3 separate regions of the Homo sapiens genome follow, and all the other regions are linked to region 3. The links are chromatin contacts, found by Hi-C or POLR2A ChIA-PET in ENCODE. All regions are on one chromosome and are shown on one strand. Each heading gives the region's core, a stretch centred on a gene start or an enhancer-like site at or near the end of the contact. The rest is flanking DNA. Distances are from core to core; before and after follow the strand shown. Region 1 holds the start of CTRB1 (chymotrypsinogen B1). Region 2 has its middle 6.3 kb from the start of CTRB2. Region 3 overlaps CFDP1 (craniofacial development protein 1).

Region 1 (4,211 bases), core at 789-3,288, 100 kb after region 3:
AGAGCACGTTGGAAGGCCGAGGCAGGTGGATCACAAGGTCAGGAGTTCAAGACCAGCCTGGCCAATATGATGAAACCCTGTCTCTACTAAAAATACAAAAATTAGCTGGGGTGGTGGCTCATGCCTGTAGTTCCAGCTACTCAGGAGGCTGAGGCAGGAGAAATGCTTGAACCTGGGAGGTGGAGGTTGCAGTGAGCCGAAATCATGCCACTGCACTCCAGCCAGGGCGACAAGTGTGAAACTCCATCTAAAAAAATAAATAAATAAATAAGAGAACTAGATGGTGGCATACTCACACAACAGAGCACGCATTATAAAAATGCAGGTGAATGAGCTGAAACTCCACGTCAACATGCAGGAAGTGAGAAGATTTGAGTAGGGAAAAAGCACATTGTTGTAGAATGGAGGTAGAATGGAGTATTAGTTACATCAGCCAGGCACAGTGGCTCACACCTGTAATCCAGCACCCTGGGAGGTTGAGGTGAGCAGATCACTCGAGCACAGGATTTCGAGACCAGCCTGGACAACATAATAAGACCCCAGGTCGGGCATGGGGGCTCACGCCTGTAATCCCATCACTTTGGGAGGCTGAGGTGGGCGGATCACTGGAGGTTAGGAGTTCAAGACCAGCCTGACCAATATGGTGAAACCCCATCTCTATTAAAAATACAAAAATTAGCCAGGTGTGGTGATGCATGCCTGTAATCCCAGCTACTCAGTAGGCTGAGGCAGGAGAAATGCTTGAACCCAGGAGGCGGAGGTTGCAGTGAGCCAAGATCACGCCACTGCACTCCAGCCTGGGTGACAAGAGTGAAACTCTGTCTCAAAGAAAAGAAAAAAAAATAACAAAAAAAACCTCCATCTCTACAAAACAAAACAAGTTTTTAAACTTAGCGTGCCTGTAGCGCCAGCTACTCGGGAGGCTATAGTGGGAGGATCACTCGAGCCCTTGAGTTTGAGGCTGCAAACTCACACTACTGCACTCCAGCCTGGGTGACAGAGTGAGACCCTGTCTCAAAACCAAAACCAAAACCAAAACCAAAAACAGGATAGAATACCGTTCCATTGATGTAACCTTTTTGAAACCTTATGTATAGATGTATAAAAATATGTAGTACAATTGTATAAGCTCACACTGCAATTATTCATAGAAAGTTCAGAATCAAGCTCACATTCCAGAGAGGGAAGGAGGGAGAAAAGGGAAGCCTGAGTACAATCTGTTTTAGAAATATCTGAAGCAAATGTGCAAAAAGATTTGCTGAATTCTGACAGTAGATACAAGGATGTCATATTCTTTTCTGTATTTTCTTTTACTATTTCTCTTTTAAAAAATAGAAAACACGGCTGGGCACAGTAGCTCATGCCTGTAATCCCAGCACTTTGGGAGGCCGAGGCGGGGGCATCACCTGAGGTCAGGAGTTCAAGACCAGCCTGGCCAACGTGGTGAAAGCCCGTCTCTACTAAAAATTAGCCAGGGTTGGTGGTCCATGCCTGTAGTCCCAGCTGCTCGGGAAGCTGAGGCAGGAAGATCATTTGAACCCAGGAGATGGAGGTTGCAGTAAGTGGAGATTGCACCATTGCACTCCAGCCTCGGCAATAGGAGTGAAATTCTGTCTCGAAAAAAAAAAAAGAAAGAAAGGAAGAAAATGCTTGACAAGTACCCAGCACAATAAAAACCCCGGTGGAGGCCTTGGGAGGTCTCCTGGGGCCACACCTTACCCTGCACAAGGCACCCCCACCCCAGCCACTTCTGGAGCCTCAGACCATGGCAGAGACCAGCATCGTCCTTCCCACTCCTGGAGCAGGTTGTGTGGGCTCAGAAAGCCCCAGAATGCACCCTCTCCTGAGCCCTCAGGTTACCTGTGCTGGGGATGAGGCCCCAGGGGGCAGAGCAGGGGACTCAGATCCCCCTCTCAGCCAGGCTCAGGGCTCCCTCAGGACAGACCCCTCGGGCACCAGCACTCACCAAAGGCGGCCCCCACAAGGGAGAAGCAGGAGAGGAGCCAGAGGGAAGCCATGCCGCTGCCTCAGAAGGTGTGGGGCCTGCCAGCTGCGGGGCCCCTTTTACCACCTTGGGGGGGCAGGGAGCCCAGCCCCCCCCGCTCCCCCAGCCAGGGAGGCCTGAGCCCACCCTCCCTGTTACCCAGGGACCTTGGGCAATAAGTGGAGACAGAGCCCCGCCTGGCTCTCTACCAGACAACCCCAGTCCCTGGGAAAGGGGCAGCTGCGCTGACATCACCGGTCAGCCTTGGGGACATGATCCCACAGAGCCAGCTGTGAGCTGCAGTATCCCTGCCAGGAGACGGCACCAGGCTCTTCTGTTCCCAGAGGGGAAGTGGAGGCAGTTCCACCCCAGGGCTCGTGGAGGACCAGCTGCTGTCATGGAACCAGGTCTCCGGGAACTCAGGCTCTCAGTGAAGGGTGTTTCCGCCTAACACTGTCCTAGAAGCAAAGGGTGACTCAGGGCATCGTGGATTCTCCAGAGTGTCACTGCAAGTCACCAGTGAAGCCAAGCCACTTCTGACTGTGGCGAGGGTCTGGGTGACAAGGACCAACCCGCTGGTGGCCGTAACAGGTGGGCAAAGCCACTGACACGCGTCCCACCTGTGCTGTAGAACCCAACAGAATTCACTTTTTCTGCAATGACTCATGATATAAGGAACTAATCATTTCATAAAGTTTCAGTTTCTTACAAAATGGAACTTGGATTCCGCACCATAAAATGACACAGAAAACAAACTTTTTAAGATGGAGTCTCACTCTGTCACCCAGGCCGGAGTGCAGTGGCGCAATTTCAGCTCACTGCAGCCTCCTCTTCCCGGGTTCAACTGATTCTCCTGCCTCAGCCTCCCAAGTAGCTGGGATTACAGGTGCCCACCACACCCAGCTATTTTTTTTTTTTTTTGAGATGGGGTCTTGCTCTGCTGCCTAGGCTGGAGTGCAGTGGCACAATCTTGGCTCACTGCAGCCTCCACCTCCCAGGTTCAAGCAATTCTCCCACCTCAGCCTCTTGAGTAGCTGGGATTACAGGCATAGCACCAAACCTGGCTAATTTTTATATTTTTAGTAGAGACGGGGTTTCACCATGTTGGCCAGGCTGGTCCCAAACTCCTGATCTCGGGTGATCCACCTTCCTCGGCCTCCCAAAGTGCTGGGATTACAGGCGTTAGCCACCGCACTTGGCCAATTGTTGTATTTTTAGTAGAGACAGGGTTTTACCACGTTGGCCAGGCTCCTCTTGAGCTCCCGGCCTCAGGTGATCCTGTGGCCTTGGCCTCCTAAAGTGCTGAAATTACAGGCGTGAGTCACTGCGCCTGTCTGAAAATAAATTTTGAGGAAGCAGAAAAACTTTTTTCATTGTCACAAAACAAGGAGGAAAGACAGGTGTGGGTGACAGGTCGGTGACTGGGCAGAAAGTGAAGGCCAAGGGATCCTCAGCACCCTGTGGGCAGATATTCAGGGGACAGAGCCCGCAGCATCCCTGCCCTTATGGGCCTGAGACGCTCATGACAGACACACACGACACAGATGAGCATGTAATATAGTGACCACAGTCACCTGGGGCAAGGCTGGACAGGACAGGCTGTACTGCATTTCCGGACGATGAGGGTATGAAAGTAAGACACAGTGGGTGGATGGTGTTTCCATGGAAGGCCTTGGGCTCTGTGGTCAGCGGGCCAGGTCACCTTGGCATTTAGAATATCCCCTCCCCACTCCCACCGCTGCTGGAGAATGCACAACTATAAAGCAAAACTAAACTTATATACTAAAGAGAAAATTTCAAAAGTTCACATCACCATGTTACCCTTTTTTTTTCTTTTTCCCCTGAGACAGAGTCTTGCTCTGTCGCCTAGGCTGGAGTGCAGGGGTGTGACCTCAGCTCACTGCAACCTTTGCCTCCCAGGTTGAAGCGATTCTCCTGCCTCAGTCCCCCCAAGTAGCTGGGATTACAGGCGTCTGCCACCATGCCCAGCTAATTTTTGTATTTTTAGTAGAGATGGGGTTTTGCCATGTTGGCCAGGATGATCTCCAACTCCTGACCTCAAGCGATCCAGCCACCTCGGCCTCCGAAAGTGCTGGGATTACAGGCGTGAGCCAGCACACCAGGCTGATAGCTACAATTTAAAGAAACAGAAAATAACAAGTGTGGGATGTGGAAAAACTGGAACCCTCATACATTGCTGCTGGGAATGTAAAATGGTGAAGCTGCT
Region 2 (3,745 bases), core at 1,012-3,511, 120 kb after region 3:
ATCCATCTCTCAGGTTCAAGTGAGTCTCGTGTCTCGGCCTCCCAGGTAGCTTGGAGTACAGGCCTATGCTACCATGCCCGGCTAACTTATTTTATTATTTTTTTTTTGAGATGGAGTTTTGCTCTTGTTGCCCAGGCTGGAGTGCAATGGCGCTTTCTCGGCTCACTGCAACCTCCACCTCCTGGGTTCAAGAGATTCTCCTGCTTTAGCCTCTTCAGTAGCTGGCATTGTAGGCGTGAGCCCCCACACCCAGCTATTTTTTGTATTTTTAGTAGAGAGGAGGTTTCACCATGTTGGTCAGGTTGGTCTCAAACTCCTGACCTCAGGTGATCCACCCGCCTCGGCGTCCTCAAGTGCTGGGATTAGGCGTGAGCCACCGCGCCCAGCCTCTGAGTGCTTTTTATCATGAAGGGTGTTGGATCTTGTCAAAGGCCTTTTCTGCATCAATTTAAGTGATCACGTGATTTTCCCCTTTCATTCAATTAATGCATATTACGCTGATGGATTTTCTTGTTATTTCCTATAGCGCTTGGCATGCTGGGATAACTCCCACTTCATCATGGTGTATAATCCTTTTAATATGCTGTCGGGTTCAGTTTGCTAGTACTTTATTGAAGGTTTTTGCATCTATATTCATGAGAGATACTGGTTGGTAATTTTCTTCTGATGTTTTTATCTGGCTTTTGTATCAGGGTAATGCTGGCTTCCTAATCTGTATGTATCCATTTGTGATTTTTTAACATCACAAATTTAGATACTCAGCTCAGTAATTTTCAGTGTGTTCTTTTCTCATAAAAGTATTTCAGGAGGCAAGCTTTCCTCCAAACACTGCTTTCATTGTATTTTTTTTTTTTTTTTTTTTGAGATGGAGTCTTGCTCTTATGCTCAGACTAGAATGCAGTGGCATGATTTCTGCTCACTGCAACCTCTCCTGAGTTCAAGTGATTCTCCCTCCTCAGCCTCCCAAATAGCTGGGATTACAGGTGTCCACCACCATGCCTGGCTAATTTTTGTATTTTTAGTAAGAACAGGGTTTCACCATGTTGGCCAGGCTGGTCTCAAACTCCTGACCTCAACTGATCCACCTACCTCGGCTTCCTAAAGTGCTGAGATTACAGGTGTGAGCCACCACACCTGGCCTTTTTTATTGCAATTTGATACACACTTTATAGTTCTAAGTCTTTTTCATTTCCTCCCCTGTACAGTGCCTCGGCATGACCCACTTTATCCTGAGGGCACCTGCAGGCCAGGGGCAGGCACCCATTGCCCCAAAGCCCTGGAGCTGGGTCGGAAGCAGAGCAGAACCCTGGTGCTCACTTCCTGTTTTTTCCTTGCACAGCCGAGTTCACAGCCTTCTGCCTTGGGCCACAGCTCTAGCCTCCCCACGTAACCACAGGTTCCGATCTTTGCTTCTTCTCCCAGGTCTTCCTGTCTCTTGATGTTTCCCTCTAAAGATCCATCATGGGCTGGGAATGGTGGCTTACGCCTGTAATCCTAGCACTTTTGGGGGCCGAGGAGGGCAGATCATGAGGTCAGGAAATTGAGACCATCCTGGCCAACATGGTGAAACCCCATTGCTATTAAAATACAAAAATTAGCCAGGTGTGGTAGTGGGTGTCTGTAGTCCCAGCTACTCAGGAGGCTGAGGCAGGAGAATCGCTTGAACCCAGGAGGCAGAGGTTGCAGTGAGGCGAGATCTTGCCACTGCACTCCAGCCTGGTGACAGAGTGAGACTCCATCTAAAAAAAATCTATCATGGCTGGTCCTGGGGGGCAGCCAACATTCCACACTAACCCGGCATCTTGGCAGGAATGGAATGGGCTCCCTCCTGCATTTTCTACTTCACTGGCTTTCCTAATACCTTTCTCTGCCCGTGCACTGTCAGCCGTTCTGATGATGCGTCTAATAGGTTGGAATTAAGGTTATAGATGGAATTTAATTATAAGGACATGAAGAGAAATTAACTTGGAGAATGGATGTGTGAAGAGGGGAAAAGCAAAATGAGAGAGAGCTTGGGCACAGGAGTGGGATCCAAAGTCGACTATTAAAAATAGTATCAAGCCGGCCGGGCGCAGGGGCTCACACCTGTAATCCCAGCACTTTGGGAGGCAGAGGCAGGCGGATCATCTGAGGTCAGGAGTTCGAGTCCAGCCTGGCCAACATGGTGAAACCCCCATCTCTACCAAAAATACAAAAATTAGCCAGGCGTGGTGGCACATGCCTGTAATCCCAGCTACGCAGGAGGCAGAGGCACAAGAATTGCTTGAACCCAGGAGGCAAGAGGTTGCAATGAGCCAAGATGGTGCCACTGCACTCTTGCCTGGGCAACAGAGTGAGACTGTCTCAAAAAAAAAAAAAAAAGCAGAGGCGGGTGGATTGTTTGAGGCCAGGAGTTTGAGACTAGCCTGGGCAACATAGTGAGACTCCTTTAAAAAAAAGAAAAAGTAGCTGGGTGCAGCGGGTGGCACCTGTAATGTGCTGCTCAGGAGGCTGGGGCATGAGGATCACTTGAGCCCAGGAGTTCGAGGCTGCAGTGAGCTATGATCACACCACTGCACTGCAGCATGGGTGACAGAGCAAGACCCTGTCACCCTGTCTTTCTCTGTGTGTGTGTGTGTGTATTTTTTTTTCTTTTTTTGAGATGGAGTCTTACTCTGTTGCCCAGGCTGGAGTGCAGTGGTGCAATCTCAGCTCACTGCAACCTCTTCCTCCCAGGTTCAAGCAATTCTCCTGCCTCAGCCTCCTGAGTTGCTGGGATTACAGGTGCATGCCACCATGCCCAGCTAATTTTTGTATTTTTAGTGGAGACATGTATTTCACCATGTTGGTCAAGCTGGTCTCGAACTCCTGACCTCAGGCGATCCACCCACCTCGGCCTCCCAAAGTGCTGGGATTACAGGTGTGAGCCACCGCGCTGGGTGTCTCTATATATAATTAGAGCCACCGCGCCCAGTCTCTCTCTATATAATTAAGAGCCAGGTTTCTTAAGGAAACTCCCAGCTCAGTGAGGGAGAACTGCTCTTAAACACAGAGGAAATTACATGTATTTTATTATGTCAACAACCATCTACATACAAATAAATGTGAGGCGTAAGTAATATAAAAATGGAATAGCAAGCACAAACCTGGCTAAGGGACTTTTTCACTTGCTGGTGAAATCTGCGTCTGTCCCCCGCTCCACCCACCGGCCTCCCAAGAGTCTGAAAACCACCCGGTATAAGGCTGCCACCTGGTGGCCAATATGAAAACTGCATATAGCTATGCCTTACTGTTCCTAACCCAGCGTTGTTTCAAAGAAATACAAAAGAAATACAAGGCGAGCCAAATGGATGATTTTAAATTTTCTGGTAGCCCTACTGAAAAAGTAAAAAGAGGCCGGGCACGGTGGCTCACGCCTGTAATCCCAGCACCTTTGGGAGGCTGAGGCGGGCGGATCGCTTGAGCCCAGGAGTTCGAGACCAGTCTGGGCAACATAGTGAGACCCTCTTCTCTACAAAAAAAAAATGCAAAAATTAGCTGGGTGTGGTGGTGAGACCCTGTCTCTTAAAAAAAAAAAAAAAAAAAAGAGGGACTGGCGCGGTGGCTCACGCCTGTAATCCCAGCACTTTAGGGGGCCGAGACAGGCGGATCACGAGGTCAGGAGATGAGACCATCCTGGCTAACACGATGAAACCACGATGAAACCCCGTCTCTACTAAAAATACAAAACAATTAGCCGGGTGTGGTGGCGGGCACCTGTAGTCCC
Region 3 (4,241 bases), core at 962-3,461:
TAAACTTTACCACACAATGTAAGCCTGTAGTAGGCTATACTATCTAGGTTTGTGTAAGTACACTCTGTGATGTTGGGCACAACAATGAAATCACCTAACACATTTCTCAGAACATAAGCAACACATGACTATAAATAAAAATTTATTAAGTGGGAGGGACAGGTTTCTACACTGACTGCAAAGCCACTGTACCCAAGTGCTTTAAAAACACAGATCCGAAATAGTGTTGGTGATATCTGGGACTTCACTTTACAAGCAATGCCCAGATATTCTAATATTCCTGTGTAAAGACTAGATTTCTGATTCTTCTTACAAAATGTATGCATGACCATCATGTAGAAAACAAATTAGGAAAGTTTAATAGGCTGGGCGCGGTGGCTCACGCCTGTAACCCCAGCACTTTGGGAGGCCGAGGCGGGTGGATCACAAGGTCAGGAGATCGAGACCATCCTGGCTAACACGGTGAAACCCCGTCTCTACTAAAATTACAGAAAAATTAGCCGGGTATGGTGGCGGGCGCCTGTAGTCCCAGCTACTCGGGAGGCTGAGGCAGGAGAATGGCATGAACCTGGGAAGTGGAGCTTGCCGTGAGCCAAGATCGCACGACTGCACTCCAGCCTGGGCGACAAAGCAAGACTTGGTCTCGAAAAAGAAAAAGAAAACAAATTAGGAAAGTTTAAATGTGTTTCCTATAGGAGGCTGTGATAGATACCAACTGAGAGATGTGTTGTTTCTTCTGGATGCTTATATATAATCTTAAATTTATGGTTTAAAGCAGGGGTGTCCAAGGGAGAGAATACAGTCATGAGTTCTTAGTTTCTGTTTCTGGTTGGGCCCATAAAGCCCCTTCCTCACCCCTCTTTTCCGCTTATCACTAGAGGCAGAAACTGAAAAACATGGCTTCAGGCTGGTAAAAGCCCAAAACAAAACAAAACAATAACAGAATAAGGCAGGTTGGACAAGCTTGGTTTAAAGTATTACCTGAGAGATAGGTAAATCTGTTGAGGCAGAAAGTAGATTAGTAGTTGCCAAGAGCTGGTGAGGGGAATGAAGAGTAACTGCTACTGGATATAAGGGGCTTTTTGGCAGGAGTGGCAATTTTCTAAAATGAGATTGTGGTAATGGATATACTAAAAACCACTGAGTTGTACCATTTTAAATAGGTGAAATCTTTAGAATGTGGATTACATCTCAGTAAAGCTATTATAAAAAGTATTAGCCAGGCTGGGCACTGTGGCTCACGCCTGTAATTCCAGCACTTTGGAATGCCGAGGTAGGAGGATCCCTTGAGCCCAGGAGTTCAGGATCAGGCTGAACAACATAGTGAGATCTTGTCTTGTAAAAATAATAATAATAATTTATTAAAATATTAAAGTATTAGCTGTTAGCTGAGCAAGGCATGATGGCGTGTGCCTGTGACTCCCAGCTACTCAGGAAGCTGAGGCAGGAGGTTCACTTGAGCCCAGGAGTTCAAAACCAGCAAGATCCCATCTCTTAAAAAAAAAATACTAGCTGAGAATAAGAAATAGTAAGTCATCAGATTTTCCAGCATTCTTCCAGAGTACAAGTACATTTAGTAGCTTATATTTGGGTTCTTGTTTCTCTTCATTCTTAGAGGGAAACTATTCCTTGGTGTGACTCAGGTCATGTTTTTGGATTTTGTTCTTTTATTTGCATGAGTCCCCCTCATTTCAGTTGTTTAATTCACATGAGACCATCAATGTCCCATATTCTGAGCCCCTTTCCTTCATCTGAACAGTGAGAACAATGAACACACTCATGCAATCCTTGCAGAGTCACCAGCTGAGCCTCACGGTGACTGGAAGGCCATAGCAAAGCCACTCGTCCCCCAGGAGAGGGTGTCAATCACACACTCTCACAGTCTGGGGTGAGGAGCCCTGGGTCAGAGGCCTTGCTCTCACAGCAGGGAGATCGTGATGCCAAGTTTCCCAAAGCAAATGGCTAATACACAGGGAAAAATCAAAGAATGGAAGGGTCTGCCCTACTTTAGTTGATTGCACTTGATTTTTTTCTTTTTTTTTTAACTAGTTTTCCTTCAAACAATCTGTTGGCAGAGCAGCCAACTTTGTTTCAGCAGACCTTCTTCGTTTGCCAGCCAGTTAACGCTAAAGCATCTTTTTCAAACTTTTTGGCCTTCAGTCATAGTTACACGTTTTACATTATGACCCAGTGTGAGTCATGGTCACATAAAAGCGCATGCTCCGAGGGGGTCTCAGAATGCAAAGAAACTGGACTTGTTTAAGGGTTCATACATCTCCTAGCAGTAGGGATGGGATGAACCTTGGAGGACAAACTACATTTCTGAATGAAAAGGCTGTTTTAGCAACCCCTGGCTAGCAGATTAAGGAAAGAAACTCTACTTACCGTTTTCTCTTGCTCTAGAGATGGAGGATGGGAATTCTTTTTGATGGTCAGTGATACCGTGGGTAAAAATCTTCCATTTGTTAAAGAGAAACAATGTTGTGGTTTACAGATGGCTCAGCTGTGGTTAGCCTCTATGAAAACCATTTCCTGCATGCAGTAAAAAGAAAGTTTTCTGCTTTCAGTATCAAACTACGTGGAAACGAATATTTCTTTGTTGAAATCCATTGTATTGCCTTAGCAAAGTGACACTTAGGGCTCATGCTTAAGTAACCCCATTCTTGTGATCACCCTTGTATAGATGATTGCTTCCTAAGGGCTCTTTAAATCCTGGGTTGTGAGGGGTGGCACCACAGGGGGAACGCTGATGATGCCATATCCCAGCTTTGTGAGGAGAAGTGGAAGCTGCCTCTGGAGGAAGAGGGGCAGGTTGGGATCTGAGCCTCATTAAGTTTTCCCATTGATATTAGTAGAATTGTGGCCTCTAGGAGGCCAGAGCTGCTACCCTGGCAACTGAGTGAGCAAACGATGTTGCGGATGCCACTGAGAAAGTAGATTTGGGAGTCAGGACCCTAGCAGGAGCGCTAAGTGCTGAAAAATGACCTTCACCACTTCAGTCTCGTGTAATGCAACGACCATAAAGCACGTTCCCCCCCAACCCCAGATGTAACTTTGAGGTGTCAAGGATCACAGCTGTGTCCAATGTCTATCTCCTCCTCATTTGGAATTTTGCATGCTTATTTAGTAGCAGTTAGAAGTTTGGGGCTGGGCGTGGTGGCTCACACCTGTAATCCCAGCACTTTGGGAGGCCGAGGTAGGTGGATTATAAGGTCAAGAGATCAAGACCATCCTGGCCAACATGGTGAAACCCCATCTCTACTAAAAATACAAAAATTAGCTGGGCATGGTGGCATGTGCCTGTAATCCCAGCTACTCAGGAGTCTGAGGCTGGAGAATCACTTGAACCCGGGAGGCAGAGGTTGCAGTGAGCCGAGATCGCTCCACTGCACTCCAGTCTGGCAACAGAAACTTCATCTCAAAAAAATAAATAAATAAAGTAAGTTTGGTATTGAGAGGGAGTAATTTTGCAAAATGTGTTCGGCTCCTATGAGTTTCATTTAAAGCTATGTGCTTAATGTGCCTTCTCATTTCTAGAAAGGGGCAGGCATGACTTGTTTTAAGAGAGGTGTCTATGATGTAAGGAATTATTTCTGATTTGACTGAGGACACCCCTGTATCCCAAAACTTTAGCCTAGTCTCAACCTGAGAGGTGCCCAAGAATTTAAAATTTATGTTAATATCCTCAGATTTTTTTATGAAGAGACAGAGACATGCATCCCTGGGAGAAAAAAGAAAGCTGAAAGTCTAAAAGCAGGATGCAGATATTTAAGAAAGCATGCCGGCCGGGCGCAGTGGCTCACGCCTGTAATCCCAGCACTTTGGGAGGCCAAGGCGGGCGGATCACAAGGTCAGGAGATCGAGACCATCCTGGCTAACACGGTGAAACCCAGTCTCTACTAAAAATACAAAAATTAGCTAGGCATGGCAGCATGCACCTGTAGTCCCAGCTGCTGGGGAGGCTGAGGCAGGAGAATGGCGTGAACCCAGGAGGCGGAGGTTGCAGTGAGCCGAGACTGTGCCACTGCACTCCAGCCTGGGCGACAGAGTGAGACTTCATCTCAAAAAAAAAAAAAAAGAAAGAAAGAAAGCATGCCAACTCCCTAATCAACAGTCAGCCAAACAACACACCACTGAGGCATATTGATCTTCTGCCCAGTGCTTTGTCCTGTTGACTTAGTTGGCGAGATGTGCTATTTGCCTGGCCATGTTGTCCCTGATGGGAACGATCAGGGGAATGT

The links. Hi-C counts contacts between places; a loop is a spot of excess contacts on that map. ChIA-PET counts read pairs that join two places held with the same protein, here RNA polymerase II (POLR2A). Pooled maps may share reads with other maps.
Region 1: a map with no recorded cell type shows a loop between it and region 3 (4-fold over the local background). The contact joins the promoter of CTRB1 here to the enhancer-like site in region 3. A Hi-C loop is called at or near these places in 7 of 37 single-sample maps with no recorded cell type and 4 of 50 pooled maps. POLR2A ChIA-PET finds 5 or more read pairs at or near these places in 11 of 52 experiments (GM10248, GM12878, H1 and 7 more).
Region 2: a loop to region 3 is called in a map with no recorded cell type, with 7 times the contacts of the local background. The contact joins two enhancer-like sites. A Hi-C loop is called at or near these places in 5 of 37 single-sample maps with no recorded cell type and 6 of 50 pooled maps. POLR2A ChIA-PET finds 5 or more read pairs at or near these places in 4 of 52 experiments (GM12878, OCI-LY7, RWPE1 and 1 more).

Annotation. Positions count from the first base shown.
Region 1 is chr16:75,216,815-75,221,025 of GRCh38, reverse strand. It overlaps CTRB1 (chymotrypsinogen B1), which reads right to left and starts at 2,038. Exons shown (of 7, transcript NM_001906.6): 1 at 1,967-2,038. The coding sequence starts at 2,018. RefSeq lists an enhancer at 2,421-2,500.
Region 2 is chr16:75,198,992-75,202,736 of GRCh38, reverse strand. No RefSeq gene overlaps it. Among named protein-coding and RNA genes, the nearest start is that of CTRB2, 6.3 kb to the left of the region's middle. RefSeq lists enhancers at 1,161-1,240, 3,092-3,386. Within about 2 kb of position 2,261, at least 4 of the 41 ENCODE cell types and tissues checked have a DNase peak (open chromatin) inside an H3K27ac peak, as active enhancers do.
Region 3 is chr16:75,318,246-75,322,486 of GRCh38, reverse strand. All of the region lies in intron 5 of CFDP1 (craniofacial development protein 1), which reads left to right. Among named protein-coding and RNA genes, the nearest start is that of BCAR1, 69 kb to the right of the region's middle. RefSeq lists an enhancer at 2,685-2,854. Within about 2 kb of position 2,211, at least 6 of the 41 ENCODE cell types and tissues checked have a DNase peak (open chromatin) inside an H3K27ac peak, as active enhancers do; they include GM12878 and IMR-90, where a contact is called at or near this core.